Linked DNA regions of Mus musculus: region 2 is linked to region 1. A link is a loop called in an ENCODE intact Hi-C map of the cell type or tissue named here. Cell type or tissue: left cerebral cortex. All regions are shown on one strand.

The links. Peaks named below come from ENCODE experiments on the same cell type or tissue, not always from the same donor. Only the 100,000 strongest peaks of a DNase experiment are listed, where the experiment ranks them.
Region 2: a loop joins it to region 1, with 2.3 times the contacts of the local background. A loop is called at or near these places in 6 of 42 quality-filtered maps.

Annotation. Positions count from the first base shown.
Region 1 is chr11:87,243,816-87,251,815 of GRCm38, reverse strand. Ppm1e (protein phosphatase 1E (PP2C domain containing)) reads left to right here. Exons shown (of 7, transcript NM_177167.4): 2 at 2,766-2,884; 3 at 7,348-7,547. It also overlaps a transcript of Trim37 not described here. Among named protein-coding and RNA genes, the nearest start is that of Gm22883, 71 kb to the left of the region's middle. In left cerebral cortex, a CTCF peak has its summit at 4,610; DNase peaks (open chromatin) are centred at 4,204, 4,458, 4,838, 6,133 and 2 more places; H3K27ac peaks cover 2,750 bases.
Region 2 is chr11:87,352,764-87,360,763 of GRCm38, reverse strand. It overlaps Ppm1e (protein phosphatase 1E (PP2C domain containing)), which reads left to right and starts at 1,770. Exons shown (of 7, transcript NM_177167.4): 1 at 1,770-2,315. The coding sequence starts at 1,861. It overlaps Gm33937 (a long non-coding RNA gene), which reads right to left and starts at 3,235. Exons shown (of 5, transcript XR_003949755.1): 1 at 2,871-3,235; 2 at 1,894-2,738; 3 at 822-919; 4 at 496-600; 5 at 1-130. In left cerebral cortex, no CTCF peak of the experiment used is centred here; DNase peaks (open chromatin) are centred at 1,613, 2,220, 2,627, 3,341 and 1 more place; H3K4me3 peaks cover 2,829 bases; H3K27ac peaks cover 2,490 bases.

The DNA of each region.
Region 1 (8,000 bases):
GTACTTTCTCTAGTTCCTCCATTGGGGGCCCTGTGTTCCATCCAATAGCTGACTGTGAGCATCCACTTCTGTATTTGCCAGGCACTGGCAGAGCCTCACAAGAGACAGCTATATCAGGGTCCTTTCAGCAAAATCTTGCTGGCATATGCAATAGTGTTTGGGTTTGGTGGCCATTTATGGGATGGATCCCCAGGTGGGACAGTCTCTGGTTGGTCCTTCCTTCTGTCTCAGCTCCAAACTTTGTCTCTGTAACTCCCTCCATGGGTATTTTGTTCCCCATTCTAAGGAGGAACGATGTCTTTCCTTTTTTAATGGGAGAGAGGAAGAAGCAGGGACTCAACTCAGGGCCTGTGCACACTAGCCAAGCATTCTACTCCACAGCAGCCCTGGGCAATGACGTTTGGATTGGTGTTTTTATATATGGAGATTACCCCCTCCCCTATCATTTTTGAGATATTTTCCCTCTCACTGAATTATCCAACTGCCCACCCTCCTAACACCAACACTCATCTCCCTCCCCCAATCAATTTACTTGCTAATAGATTCCCTACCCTTTTCTTCAGCTCCTTTGCTCAGCAGGGATGCTACAATCACCCAGGCCTCCTCCTTCAAACATTTAACTCCCCTGACTCCTCTTAGAGTTTCTCTAGCTCTTCAGTCTCTCTCTCTCTGTGTGTGTGTGTGTGTGTGTGTGTTTTGGGGGGGGGTGCGTTTCAGACAGGGTCTCACCGTGTAATACTGGATGGTCTGGAACTCACTTTGTAGGCCAGACTGGTCCAACTCACAGACTGCCTGCCTCTCTGCCTCTGGAGTGCTGGGATTAAAGGTGTGTGTTACCATGCCTGGCTCTTTCTAATCTCTGTAGGTTCCTGTCTTCTAGCAAGCTTTAAAATACTGGATTTCAGTAACAGTGTTGCTGTTGAACAAATTATGACAAAACATAGTGGCATAATAAAGTCATTTATTATACTATAGTTTCTTTTGGTCAGGATTTCAGACTGGAGCAGCACGTTCCCATTTCTGTTCCATGGGATTGGGAGCCTCAGGCTGAAGACTGGTGTTGTCTGAAGCCCTGTGCACTTACACGTCAGACAGCTGATGGTGGCTGTTAGCTGGGGCCAGGGGCCTCAGCTCATATCCGTGGGACCCTGTGCATGCCGTCTCTCCAGGTTGGCTGGTTTGGACTTCCTCACAGTATGGCTGCTGGGTTCCAAGAACAAGCAGTCTAGAGAGGGGAAGAAAGCAAACAGCGAGGGTAGCCAGGGAGCCTACTTTGCCCTTAAAAAGCAAGTTCTCAGGTCTAACCACATGTAAAGAAAAAAGCAACAGACTTTATGTGAAATGACAAGGTTCTAAAATAGCACGGGACCTGGGGCTGGAACTCCATGGGAAAGCACTTGGCTAGCAGGCCTGAGGCTCTAAGTTAAAGAAAAACAAAACATGGGACCCGAAATCCTACTGTAGCCTGCTACAGAGAAAGCCTGCCACAGCCTTCTGGTCACAGGTCATAGCATCCATACATGCCACATTCTTTCTCCTTCTCTCCCGCTTTGTGCCTCCCAAAGCCTCACCCCGTGATGGCATCAGGCTCAGGCTAGAGAGTCACTGTATGTGCCAGTGCGATCCCATGAGCAAAGCTCCTTGTTTACAGTTGCATCTAACCTGAAAACCGAGGCAAACTCTCTGCCTCACATTCCATAGTATCTAAAGCAATGTATATGCTACAGTATAGAGCATTTGTCTCCTCGTTCTCCCCATGTTCACTGCTATTCCTATAGTTTCAAAGAGCACCTTGTGATTCTCAGATTCTCTGTCTGAATTCTATCTCAGTTTTCAAATCTGAGCGTCTCTCTGAAATGTCAGTTAATAATTTTATACCCCCCAAAATAATTTTATACTCTTATAAAATATCTCATCATCATTTCTACCTTAACATGCTAAAATGAACTCTTGTTTTCTGCATTAGCCCATGTCCTCAAATCTCTTGTCCTGCTCCTGTCGGCCCATAGCTGTTCAGACAACCCAGGACTTCTCAATCCTGTCTGGTTCACTCGCCTCAACCCAACTGTCACCAAGTTCTGCAGCATCTTTCTCCAAAGTATACCTCCCTCCCCAACCCCAGTGCTCACATTCTTCCTCACGCCCCTCCCCTTTGTGCCTACCTTTCTCACGCTCTTACTCCTGTCCCACCCCTCCCACTACCCCCTTCTGTGGATTTTCAGTGTCCTTTACTGCCCATCTTTCATTCTTGCTACATTCTAACTTCCTGTGCACAGCAAACCAAGGGAATATTTTAGCTTCTAGCTCACCGTGGCACTTCCTTGCTCAAAAATTTGTGACTCAAAAACAGTTCTCATAAAGGCCTGTGCAAATGCTAGTCTGAAGTATTTCATCCTGCCTTCCCACGTCCCTATAATGCTATCTTTTTCACGTTTAAGGGTATGGCATGACTGTCCACCCAACCGAGGTAGGTATCACTGTAGGGGTCACCGTATTGTTTCCTTTACAAAGTTTATCTGACTTTCAGGTTGCATTCTGTTAGTTTACTTGCTTAACCACCTGCCTACCCAGTGGGATGGTAAATCTGGTCAGGGACTAGCCCTGAGGTATTCACTAATATCTATCCAGCACCTAGCAGGGGGTCCGTCAAATAACACACTGGATGGTAAGGGAGAATCTGGGATAACACAGCATGACATGTATTGTGGCACATTAGAGTATCGCTTCCGAGTTCTTACTGAGGATAGCTTGTGCTTCTCTTCCAGTAACTGCCCTTCCTTTCTGGCTGCTGCTTTAGCCAGAGCCACATCAGATGAAGTCCTCCAGAGTGACCTTTCTGCTCACTGTATCCCAAAGGAAACGGACGGCACAGAAGGGACTGTGGGTGAGCACCTTTCTCCATTATTTGTTTAAACATACTAAAATTTTCTCATGGACAGATAGCTACAGAAAATATCTATAGCATATTAAACCCAACTACATATACTTTCTAGTGTCTAGACAGTAGTAAGGAATTTTTTTCTTAAAAATTAATAAAAAGAGGAAAGAAAAAAATCTAAGCACACGCACACATATTTGAAAATAAACTATTTTTATAAAATTAAATATAATGGTACATGGGAAGTACTAGAAACAGGAAATTGACATTGCTATCTGGTAAGGAGCAAGTGTATACAATGGAGTTGAGCTCAGAAGTGTGTACCTGCAGTCTCAGCTACTTAGGAGGCCATGGCAGGAAGGTCACTGGAGCCTAGGCATTCTAGACAGGGTCAGGCATAGACCTTTTCTTAACTAAAAATACCCAGTTTGAGCACAACAAAGGAAAATGATGAGGAAAGTCGAGTTTAAGAAGAACCTGTGTAAAACATTTTGTTTATCCATGGCGGCACCACCCCAAATACACCCCATCTCTTCTAAGATGTCATCCTGAAGAATACACATAAAAGCATACAACAGTTTTTAAAACTTAGAACAAGACTCATCCATCTTGTTAAGTTTTATATCCACTAAAACACAGCACTGACAGATATGTAACGTAATTTATTTATTACACGGATCATTGTGTGTCTTTGTTGATAAGGATTAAGGCTCAGCAGTCATTCCCACACTCAGCCCTGGTGTCAATGGAACTGAGCCCAAGGCCCTGGACATGATGCTCCTCACACACTGCTCAGAATGTTTTGAGACAGGTCTTGCTGACTGCCCAGGCTGGCCTGAAACACGCTCCTCCCACGCAGCAACCCAAGAGGCTGAGTTACAGGAATGTGCTGCCACACTGGCTTCCAGCTTACATATTGGGTTTAACCATACTTGAAAATGATTAAGCAAACTATTTGTATAAAATCAGGGCCTGAGTAACCCACCATACACTTCTATGTTTGGTGCAGGGAGCGGAACCTGGAGTTTCTTACATGCTAAGTATGTGTTCTACCAACAGAGTAACATCCCTAGCTTACTACTCCAAAATTTTGAGGGTGATATTTCATTGATATTTATTGGCTTTGAGACAGGGTCTTAACTCTGTAGCCTCAGGCTGGCCTTCAACTCACTGCCTTGCTGTAGTCTCCCGAGCGCTGAGATCACAGCATGCGCTACCATGCTTAGCCCTTCTGTTCTATTCTAAGCACTTGCCTATCAACATGGTACATAAGGAACAGAGCATGTGTTATAAATAGAAAGCCATCCCAGAGACTGTGTGGCATTCCTGCTCTTCCCGTCTCTCTCTGGACTGTGACAGAAAACTGTCAAGGAGGGAGTTACTACTTGTTCTTACTGAGAATAACGGATTCACCTAGAACCACATTGTCCCAGAGCCAAGCTGAATGGAGCCTTTCTAACAAGGCACGGTCTTTCCCCTGATGCTGATGCTGAAAGCAAAGCCCTTGTAATGAAAAGTTCTGCTCAACTGCAGAGGGGTGACAGCTGACTCAGCTGCAGCTCGACACAGTGACATTAGCGACTGACGAGCAGTTTACAGCTGTGAGTGGGTGGGCTGCTGCCTGGATGGTTCTCACTTTCTCACGCCCCTTATTTTGTTTTATTTTTCCATCTCAAGTGGCTATTATTTATATACTACTGTTCTATAGCACCCCTGCTGGAGACTGTCTCAGGGCTGTGTGCTGCCCCAAATGCTGGCTCTGGAGAATTAGCTGAACCCCACAAGACAATAAAAGTAAAATAAAGTTGATTTAAAAAAAATAGATGTCATTGATCACAATGTTGGAAATTTTTCCTAGGATATCACTCAGAATCATCTGCAGGCTGTTGAGATCTCAACCATCTGCCAATCTCTTAGCCATTTCACACAAATCAGTAGGTGTGAGCTGCACAGCTAGGGTCTCTACGGGGACACTGTTGGCCCACACAGTACAGAGGGACACATACACCGCTAAGGGCTTACAGCACAGGCAGTGAGGTCCCACTGAAAGGACACATAAAACCTCTCTTTAGCAGGAACTGGTTAAACGCCTTTAATCGCAGCACTCAGGAGGCAGAGGCTGCCATGTGGTTGCTGGGAACTGAACTTGAATCCTCTACAAGAGCAACCTGTGCTCCTAACCACTGAGCCCTTTCACTAGTCCTTAACATTTAAATTTTATTAGTTCCCTTACTGGACAGGGTGGTGTATATAATGACCGCGATATACGAACCACAGAAAGATGGAATTGTTTATATCATTGGCTGGGTATCTGGGAATGTGTCGTGTATTCCACCCGTTCTCCTTGGAGTTTCTGCATGCTTTGTAGGCCTCTTTTGTGATTTGTGTCAACTGAGGACACAGTCATGTCAAGTCTGCACGGGGGTAGGGATACCTCCTGTTGCAGTCTCTATGAGCTCTAGTACTTAAGAGGAATAAACATCTGGAGTTGCTTAAAGCAATAAAAATATTTGGCTGTTTATGGACTTGTTCATGTATATAACTCCTCAGGGAGTATTTGTTCTTTGAACTTCATTCTTTTTCAAATACACCCTTGCTTTTCAGTTATATAAAACTGAGAAGGGGCGGCTGGGTGTGGTAGTGCATGCCCACAGACCACAGCACTGGTGAGATGGGAGCAGCCTGTGCTATGAGACTGTCTCAGAACAAACAAATGAGCAAATACATAAATATGTTCAAGACATAAAGAAGACTGCTGTATATTAGTAATAAAGAGACCAGAAATAAAATCTTTTGACACTTTCTGGATATAAAGATGTTAAGAGTTCTGAGTTGATGTAGGGGCTCACACCTCTAATCCCTGTACTGAGTCGGCTGAGGGAGAAGGAATTCCAGACCAGGCCAGCCTGGGAACAGAGTGAGACCCTGTCTCAGAAAAGGGGTGGTGCAGTTTGTGTTGGATGTGATAATTTATAACTTGGGGAACTCTAACTCCAGCACTTGGGAGGCTATAGCAGGATCCTGCTTGAATCTGAGGCCAGCCTAGGCTCTATAGAGGAATTCTGTCTCAAAGAGATAGAGCATGTGCACGGTGTTTGTCTGGATGTACAGGGCTGGAGTTCTAGCCTCAGTACTATAAAACAGAAGGAAAATTAATGTAAGAATTATGCATAAGAACAGAAATGGAGTCACAGATTCAAGGCTAACCCGAGACTGGAAGTAAAGAAATGGGAGTCCAGGTTCCATGCTGCCGAGGAACACACAGTCTCTCTTCCTCTGGGTTTCTGTTCTAGGCTACAGGAAGCATCTGTAACCATTGCCCGTCTGCCACATACTTCCTCGGGCTGTCAAGCTGTGTCTGATTTAGTAAAGCAACTTTTAGGAGGCTTTTTTTTTAAAAACTGAGATATTATAGGAGGAACATCTAAAGTACTGAAACCCTAATCTTTGGTTACTTGAGTAACTGCAAACTGAGCGGAAGACTAGGTGGTTAGAGATGTTAGATACGGTCTCTTCAATGCACTGATCATGTGCCAAGGGATACAAGTCGGCTTCAGAAGCCAGATGTTAACTGGGTCAACTGTAGAGTGAAGGGGACGTAAACCAGGTGATGCTGGTGTGTGTCTACAGTCCCAGCACTGGGGAAGGGTTGTCGAAAACTTAAGGCAGAGGCTGACTTGAAAATAAACAAACAAATGAGCAAACAAACAAAAAAATAAGGCTAGTCATGGTATCACACATGCCTTTAATCCCAGCACTCTGGAGGCAGGGAGAGGTGGATCTCTGATTTCAAGGTCAGCATGGTCTACAGAGTGAGTTCCAGGATAGCCAAAGCTACACAGAGAAACTTTGCTTTTAAAAACCAAACAATAATAATAATAATAATAAAATTTAAAAATCAATAGTACACATAGAATTCAGGTTGCCTTCCCCAAATAAACATTTAACCTATCAATTACTCTATTGACTAAACTACTGCCTAAAAGTTTAATTGATAATATATCAAGGAAAATATATAACTCAGTTCCAAATGATAGAGCTGGAATTCGTTGCAAGTTGTCAGTTCGTTATAGCAGACAGAAGACATAAAAGAGATCAGGAAGGAGAGCCAGGAGTCTTCGTAAGCCTTTCCTGTTCTGAGTGGCTGGATATACATCCACTGCTCACGGTTCAGTCTCTCTTCTGAGCCTAGAAGGCTTGGCTCGCCATGTGATAATCCTAGCAGTCGTCCACAGTGAAGGCTGCTCTGGGCTAGAGGGCAAAGGGCTGTGAACAAGCCTGGCCTGATCAGAGGCTTTCTTCTGCCACAGAGGGTGATCTTGGTGGCAGCTGATGGCTCTCTGCTAGGTAGTGTCTTTTCCTTGAGTTAAGGAGGATGTGACTGGAGTGAACTACTTCTGTCCAACCAGGTAGGGGAGTGGGGAGCAGCGTTACATGGCTCTTTATTGGGGTCTCTGCTTCCTTCACAGAAATTGAGACAGTGAAATTGGCCCGTTCTGTCTTCAGCAAACTACATGAGATCTGCTGCAGTTGGGTGAAGGACTTCCCTCTGCGCAGGAGGCCTCAGATTTATTATGAGACGTCAATTCATGCCATCAAGAACATGCGAAGGAAAATGGAGGACAAACACGTCTGCATTCCTGACTTTAACATGCTCTTCAACCTAGAGGTAAAGGGCTCTCTCTTGTTGAGAGCTGGTGTGACATAGCCCTGCCAGGAAGGACCGGTGTCCCACCTGTAGCCCGTAGGACGGAGGGAGGCTGGCTGTACTAAAAAACAGAACTTGTTTGATTGTTTTGAGTAAGTTCAAGTCATTCCAAATTGGGAACATTATGTTATTTTTAATAGGTTCACATGGTTCAAAATTGGGAGAATAAAAATCTTTTGTGGACAGCCAGTTCCTATGCAGTAAAGGAAGAGAAGTTACCAGTTTTCCTTGAAGCTTCTAAAGCTATTTTATTAGCAACCAAAGAAAATCATTATATCGAAATAACACATTTTTAAAAGGAGAATTTTTCTGTAGTAAAGGCAAGTGGCTTATTAAGTTCTCAGTATACCATGTTGCTGAAGCAACAAAAAACAACATAAAAGGATACATTTAAGGCTGAGACAAATTTGATTT
Region 2 (8,000 bases), 110 kb before region 1:
ACCCCAGCTCTTCTCTAGTTTTTCTGAAATGGCAGTAAGCAAGTAGGTCGAAAACAAATGACTTTGAGGGCTTTCTTGGCATCCCATGGAGCAGTTTCTTTCTACAGACTAGTTTGGTCTTTCCATTCATCTTAGGAAAAAAAATAGAAAAAATTCTAAGTGCATTATTTACTATACACTTTCTATCATGTATTATTTAATCTTGACCTAGGAGAGAGCATAGAACTCTATTTTACATGATACCATTAGTAAGTTCAACCCACTTAATCTTAAAATAACAGTATCGGGTCAGGGATTTAAAAATACAGCATTATAGGAAAACAGTTGGTGAGAACGCACCCTCTTCTGTCATTAATAACTGACTGGAAATGGTATTTCTGATCCTAAATCCAGCTGAAACCCAGAAACAATAAATGGAGAGATGGAGTGGATAATTTGTGAGTACATGTTTTTTCAAAGCAGAGGGGAAAAATCACTATGTTTGTGCTGAATTACATGCTGCCGTGGACGTGGTAGTATGCAGCAATGATGCTATCATCCATACAGCTGTACAGCACAGCATCTTCAAAGCACCCACCACCAACATCATCACCATGAAGCCTGAAAATAATAGGTTTGTTTATAGTTTGGTAAGAAAATTAGAATAATTTAAAGTCATTTCAGTTCTAGCTTGGGGGAGGGAGTAAGAAGAGACACAGGAGGTGGTGGGGAAGAACAAACAAAATATAGACAAAATACGGATTATATGGTAGGATAATATAATATAATGACATGCATTATACAGAAACTAAGCAGGGGTTTTTGGGTGATGGAAAACTTACAAGTGAAATCTACCACTTCAATCTCGGATTGAATTCTTGTTGCATCGCTTGCTTTTGACCTTGAGCAAAGTCACTGTTTTGAAGGCTTGTTTCCTCATCTGTAAAACAGAATCCTAACGGTAATAACCTTTGCCTTAAAAGGCTGTGAGGATTAGAGACGAACACGTGTAAACTGCAAAGCCCTATATAAATAAGACATTGTGTAGATACGAGGCACAGCTAGATTTTCATAGAGCAGAGTTAAGGGGAAAGATTCTAAAGGCTTTGGAGACTTTGAAAGGGGCTCTAACACCAATGCCACAGCTAGAAAGTCTTGACTTTTAAGCAAGCGAATTACTGTTTAATTTCTCACGTTCATCTTTTTGAGAAAGGAGGATACATAGAATCAAACGAAAGAACCTAGACAAAGGAAACTACCCTTTTTGGGTGCTCGTGCCTGGACCTTTACTTTTTCAACACATATCATTAGTAAAAGGTGTTTACTGCGTGCCATCGGATCAAGAGATATACTACGGCAAGGCAAGCAGATAAGGAAACTGAAGTCAGTACACTCCTGGTGGAACCAACAGAGATGTCTCAGTGCTTATCATGAAACTAGGGTCTTCACCCCACAAAGACCATTCGAAGTTGGAGTGCAGGAGTCCAGCGTCCTTACCACTCCACAGACTCGACGGGAGGGACCTTGGAATTCTTAATTAGAACCGGTTGCCATGGCGACAGTCTCTAGGCAGCGTGGGCTGAGCTCTCGGTAGGGATTGCGGGTGGGCCGCCGCTGGACCCTGTGCGCGCGCCCGCCACCAACTTTCCCTCCAGACCGGAGCGGGGTGGCGCGCTCCGCCCCCGCCCCCGGGCCGCGCACGTCCGAGCTCGGTGGCGCGCACGCCTGCGGGAGCCCTCTCCAGGCAACCCAGTGCTGATCGCCGGTGCCCGTGCGGCCGTTCCCCCTCCGTAGCGGGAGGCGAGGCTCCGAAGCAGCCCCCTCCTCCTCCTGGGCTCACCTCCCACCCCCTTCCCGGTGGACCTCGGGGCATGAGCAACGATGGCGGGCTGCATCCCTGAGGAGAAAACTTACCGGCGCTTCCTGGAGCTGTTCCTGGGCGAGTTCCGCGGACCGTGCGGTGGCGGCGAGCCAGAGCCCGAACCCGAATCCGAGCCCGAGCCCGAGCCCGAAGCCGAGCTAGTCGCGGCTGAGGCGGCCGAGGCTTCGGGGGAGGAACCGGGGGAGGACGCTGCGACGGTAGAGGCGACCGAGGAGGGGGAGCAGGACCAAGACCCCGAGCCCGAAGACGAGGCGGTGGAGGAGGAGACGGCGACGGAGGGCGAGGAGGAGGAAGAGGAGGAAGCGGCTGCCCCGGGGCACTCGGCCGTGCCGCCACCGCCGCAGCCCCAGCTGCCACCGCTGCCCCCGCTCCCACGGCCGCTGTCGGAGCGCATCACCCGAGAGGAGGTGGAGGGCGAGAGCCTGGACCTGTGCCTGCAGCAGCTCTACAAATAGTTAAGTAGCGGGGCTCGGCCGCGGGTGGGCCGCCATCCCCGGGGTGCCGGCCTGGGTTCCCGTCCCCGCTACCCATGTCCCCGCGGGGCACCCGGGCGGGGTCCCCCCCGCCTGCCCCCGGCCCCTCTTCGCTGGCCCTCTCGGCCAGCTTCTCGGCCACTTCGCACACCTTCCTCCAGAACCTTCCTGCCAAGGTCTTCCCTCCCGTCTTGGGCTCCCCATTCTTCCCTGCGCCTTTCTTCCCGGGGTTTCCTCCCACCTTCGTCTGTCTGTCCTTTCCCGGGCTGCGTTCCTTGTTGGGCGGTGGGGACGCGCGACTCCTTTACAGGCAGTAAGAGGTGCCTTTCTACATAACCGCAACAAAGCTAATACCGTCGGTGCCCAGAGGAGCCCAGACCCCTAGATTTTCCGTCAGGCGCTCACTGTTGAAATGAAAAGGCTCTATAGATGGCTTTCTTACGTGAGAGCCTAGTATCATACTTTGCAGACATTTGACAGCATATAATTGAGAGCGGTAGGGAGGAATTGGGAAGGAAGGGTAAGTAAAACCCTACCGAGCAAGCCGTTAGGTGAAAAGACGAGGTCGTAAGTCAGAAAAGTCAGCCTGGTTGGATAAAATTGCAATTAAGTGCAGTATTTTCAGTCCATTAAGTAGATGGGGTGGGAGGTGGGAGAAAAGCAGATGGCTTAGCTACCCAGATGCAAGTCTAAAATAGAAAGGTCAAGGCTTTGCCTTTCATCCGAGTTCTGCTTTTTATGGGCTTGAAATAGAAACGGTTTACAATCGCGTTTCTTTCCAAATGGAATTGTTCTGAAATAATGCCTCTGCAAACACTGGGAAACCCGAGAGTCTTTTGCCATTCAGCTAATAGTTGTAATGAAAGGTGTTACTCTGACCACCCCAAAAGTTTACTATCGCAAGATTCACTGCGGCTAAGTTCAAACCCACTTCCTGGATTTCTCCAAAGCCTGGAGGGGGCTAGAAAAGAAAGCTATTTTGTCTTCATCAGACCTCATAGACAACTGATCAAACCATTCTCCTGTTAAAAGCAGCAGCCTGTCAAAGGGAAAAGCCACTGAGCAGATCTGTAGAATTGGACTGTGCGGATGCCACACTTTATAAACCATCCAGTAATTAATTTTAAAATACTGTTCAATTACCAGGGGAATTGTGTGTTTTGGGGAAATGCAAAAATAAAATGGCGTGTAATACCACCACCTGGGGATAAACAGCATTAATGGTTGAGTATTTCTTTTTTTTTTTTTTTAACTATCACAGAAAAGGACCTACAGAATGCCATTTTAAAAAAATTACATGATTCAGACACTTAAATATAGTGGAAGTATTTACCAAAGTGAAGGGATTTATCTCAGACTAGTACTATCTGGACAGTTTTTACCCTTACACATATGCTCCCAGAACAATTTAAGGATTAGGGACGCTCCCATACTGCCATTAATGTAGTACAGTCTGAACATTTCAAGGCTTTTAAAACTGAGATGCACAGAATGAAATGGTAAGATGTGGGTGTTTTTTTATTTTTAATGTGATAAGGAAACAAGATTAATCAAAATGTACATATCAATTAGAAAAATGATTACGATGAGAAGGTGATTGCCAATGAAGCACAGAAGTTTGTGTTTGAGTTAAAACTAGCAAAATTACAGCTAGAAAATATTATTTCCCCTTAAATTGGACACTTATACTCTGACTTCACATAATATCAGACTTTGTACTGTATTTTATTCTGATGCTAGTCGAGATAAAATGGCTGGCTCGTTTATGTGATGTATCTTTAAGGTTTTTAGTGGGTGTAAAAGTTTCAAAATGAAAAAAATGTTTCAAAATGTGTAATGACATTTTTAGTTTTTATTTTATTCCAAAAAAAAACACCAGATAAAAGCCGGGCGTGGTGGCGCACGCCTTTAATCCCAGCACCCGGGAGGCAGAGGCAGGCGGATTTCTGAGTTCAAGGCCAGCCTGGTCTACAGAGTGAGTTCCAGGACACCCAGGGCTACACAGAGAAACCCTGTCTCGAAAAACCAAAAACCAAAAAAAAAAAAAAAAAAAAAAAAAAAGACTTAGGAGAATCAGGATCAGCCAACTGTAGTGTTCGGCCATTGTTTTGTTCAAGCTCTTCATTTTACATGTGAGGCCTCTATCCAGATTTGGAAAAAAAACCAAAAAGCAAAAAACGAGTCTTGTAGAAATGATTCCAACATTTCCTGGCTTAATCTCCGACTCTCAAAACACCTGTCACAGAGGGAATGATGACCTCAAATGTCTGGGAAAATTATGTGCCTCTTTGTAGGTATGTGTGTGTGAGTGCAGGCACCTGCAGAAGCCAGGGGTGTAGAATCTTCTAGAGCTGCAGTGACAGGCTGATGCTAATTGCTGACACATGGGTCCTGGGAACCCCACTCCAGTCCTCAGAAGAGCAGTAAGTGCTCTTTTTTTTTTGGTTTTTTGAGACTCTTAACCACCAAGTCTTCTCTCCTGTCCCTAGAAGTAAAGCTGACCACAAATAGATAAAGAAGACTTAAAAAGATACATTATATCAACTTCTCTCAGTGTTTTCTCTTCACCTGTTTTGGGAATTGAACTTAGGGCCTCATGCATGTTCACCAAGTTCACTGGGCTATATTCCCAGTCCTTTGCCACCATGCCCAGCTGAAATTTTGCTTAGGAGTGTAGTATAGTAACACATTTTCCTCCATTATTTGGTTCTCTCACATTTGAGACTAAGAACAGAAGACATCTGTTATTCCTAATCTTGGTAAACTCAGAAGTGACTTAAAACAGTTAGCAAGATCGCAGGCCAGTGCTGGCCCACACCGTTTATCCCAGTACTAGGGAGGTAGAAGCAGGCTGATCTGTTTGAGTTCTGAGACCAGTCTGATCTACAGAGAGATTTCCAGAATAGCCAGGCTACATAGCAGCCCTGTCCCAAAACAAAACCCCTCAAACAGCAGCAGCAACAAAACCAAGTTATGTAGCTAAGAAAAGAGTGAAGGTTTAGACAACTTGAAAATGTCTTAGAAGCTGGAGAAGGACGCTTGCTGCTATTGTATACAGATGGAGATTTGGTTCCAGCACTCATGTCTAGTGGCTCATGACTACCTTTAACTCCACTTCAATGGATCCTGTGCCCTTTCCTATCCTCAATGGGCCCAAGCACGGATGTGGTGTACATATATACAGTTCACACACAAAAAAATAAAAGTAAAGAAATCTTTTTGAGAGGAGGTTTGGTTTTGTTGTTTATTTGGATTTTTGTTTTGTTTTGTTTTCTCTCAACAAGGTTTCTCTGTGTAGACCTGGCTGTCCTGGAACTCACTCTGTAGACCAGGCTGGCCTCGAACTCACAGGAATCCACTCACCTCTGCTTCCTGAGTGCTGGAATTAAAGGCACAAGCCACCACCACTAGGCTGAGATTTGGGTGTTTGTGACAAGGTTTCAGTATAGCCTTGCCTGCCCTGTAGCTCACTATGTAGACCAGGCTGGCTTGGAACCTATAGAGATTCTCCTGCCTCTGTCTCCTAAGTGTTGGGCTTAATGGGGTAAGCTACCATCTCTGGCTAAAAAGTATTTTAGAGTAATATTTAGGATAAAAATTTTACCTTACTGCTTCAAAATATAAAACTTGTATATCAGTATCCCATTCCTAGGCAAAAGCAACATGTAATTTTGAAAGAGCAATAATTTTAAAATATCAACAGCTCCCATCCCACCTATGGAAAGGTTCTCCTGCTTTCATCTTCCAAGTACTAGGATCCCATGCCTGGCTCCTTTTCTCCTGGTAGGTATCCATTCTACCATTAAGCCACATCTCCTGACTTCCTAATTCTCACTTAAGACATTATAACTGATGTTATATTCAACTTGAATTCGAGGGTATAAGCAACTTGCATAGATTAATAAGTCAGTCAGTACTGTGCGTCCCCCAGCCCCATGCAACACTAAGAATCAATTTGTTTTAATCTGTGAGGATCAAATACACTGAAGTCTCATTTTAAAGCTGAGTTGTCACATTTTCAAAGCAGTTGTTTTCTCGGTTATTCCTTTCGGCTGGGATGGGCTTCCCAAGGGGAAGGGAGCTATCACAGCAGGCTGGCGAAGTTAAGTAGTTACAGATGGCTCGATGTAGCATTGAAGATGGCACTTTTAGAATGGTTTGGAAGACAAAATCACCAGTTATAGACACTAATAATTCAGTTCTGTTGAATCATGAATGACTTTGGGAAAGGTCAGAAAATCGTTCAGCTTTGTTTCGTTTTTACGTACATGCACATGAAAATCATCACTCATCTCAAAAATGAAACACTTCCTTATAAAGAGTAATAAAGTCACTAAAAAAAGTGGAGACGACTTACACACACAAAAAGGGTGACATAAATACAGCTTAGTGTCAGTCGTAGTTCCCAAGGTTTTCTCTTCTCTTGGCCTTTGAGGCTGGCACTTTGCTGAGAGTTTTCAAATAGCCTTTCCCGTCTTCTTATGCCGATGTTCTGTCCTTGACCATCTCAAGACTGCTCTGTCCTCAATACCATTCACTCACGTGATTGGCTGTTGTGGTTGTGCTAATGGCTCCCAGCTCTGCCTCCATCCTTGCTTTGACTGATAATGGAACAGCTTCCACCTGGTGTCTAAAACCCTGGTAATCTGGGAGTGGCTGTTTGCTGTGTTGTGGGGATTTCAAGCTAGGTTAGCCTTACACCCTCAGCTCCAGCTCCAGCCTGACACCTGATACTTTTTGTCGTGAGCATATTCCTGATATCACATTTGATTTGTCTATTTAACCTTGTAAATGTTTCACTTACACTATTCCCTCTTGTTCATTTTATTTACCTTTTTTTGTGGCCAGAGTTACTACTATCGGACTGAGTCATATAGATTTTTTTTCTTTTTAAGTTTTATTTATTCTCTCTCTCTCTGTGTTTAGTTGACATATGTCTGTGTCAGTGCACCACATGCATAGTTAACAGATGGTTGTGAGCCATCATGTGGGTGCTGGGAACTGAACCTGAGTCCTCTGGAAGAACAGTGAGTGCTCTTAACCACCAAGCCATCTCTCCAGCTTCAGATTATATAGATTTTTTAAGTGTTATACTAAAACATTAAAAAATTTTAGTAGTAATATGTATTACTAATATATATTACTGTACATATACACTAATATTAGTAATAATATTACATATATATGTATAGTGTGTGTGTGCGCGCTTCTGGGAGTCAGTTCTCTTCTTTTACTGTGTGAGTTAATACAAGACTTCTGATCCCAACTTTAAAGACAGAATTTCAACAAAGTTTAGAAGAAAGAGATCATATAAGACCACCCTCATTTCTAAGACCAGCGCTGAATGTTTGGGGTTTCTCAAAACTACCCTCAAATCCAGGAATTCTCTAGAAAGACAAATAGAAGTCATTGACCACTATGAATATAGTTTATTGCAAGGACAAGGTATAGATTAAAACCAGCCCAAGGAAGAGGTGTACTCTACAAAAGCAGCAGAAGTCAAGAGTGTCCTATGCTCAGGAGTACATCATCCAGTGCAAATATGTGGCGCAGTGCTCAGAGTATGACATTCTGAGTCCCACCCAAGTCCCAGTTTTCAGAATTCTCACTGGCATCTACACTTAGGACTATCTCTGATGTAATCAGAGATTCTGGAGACGTTCCTC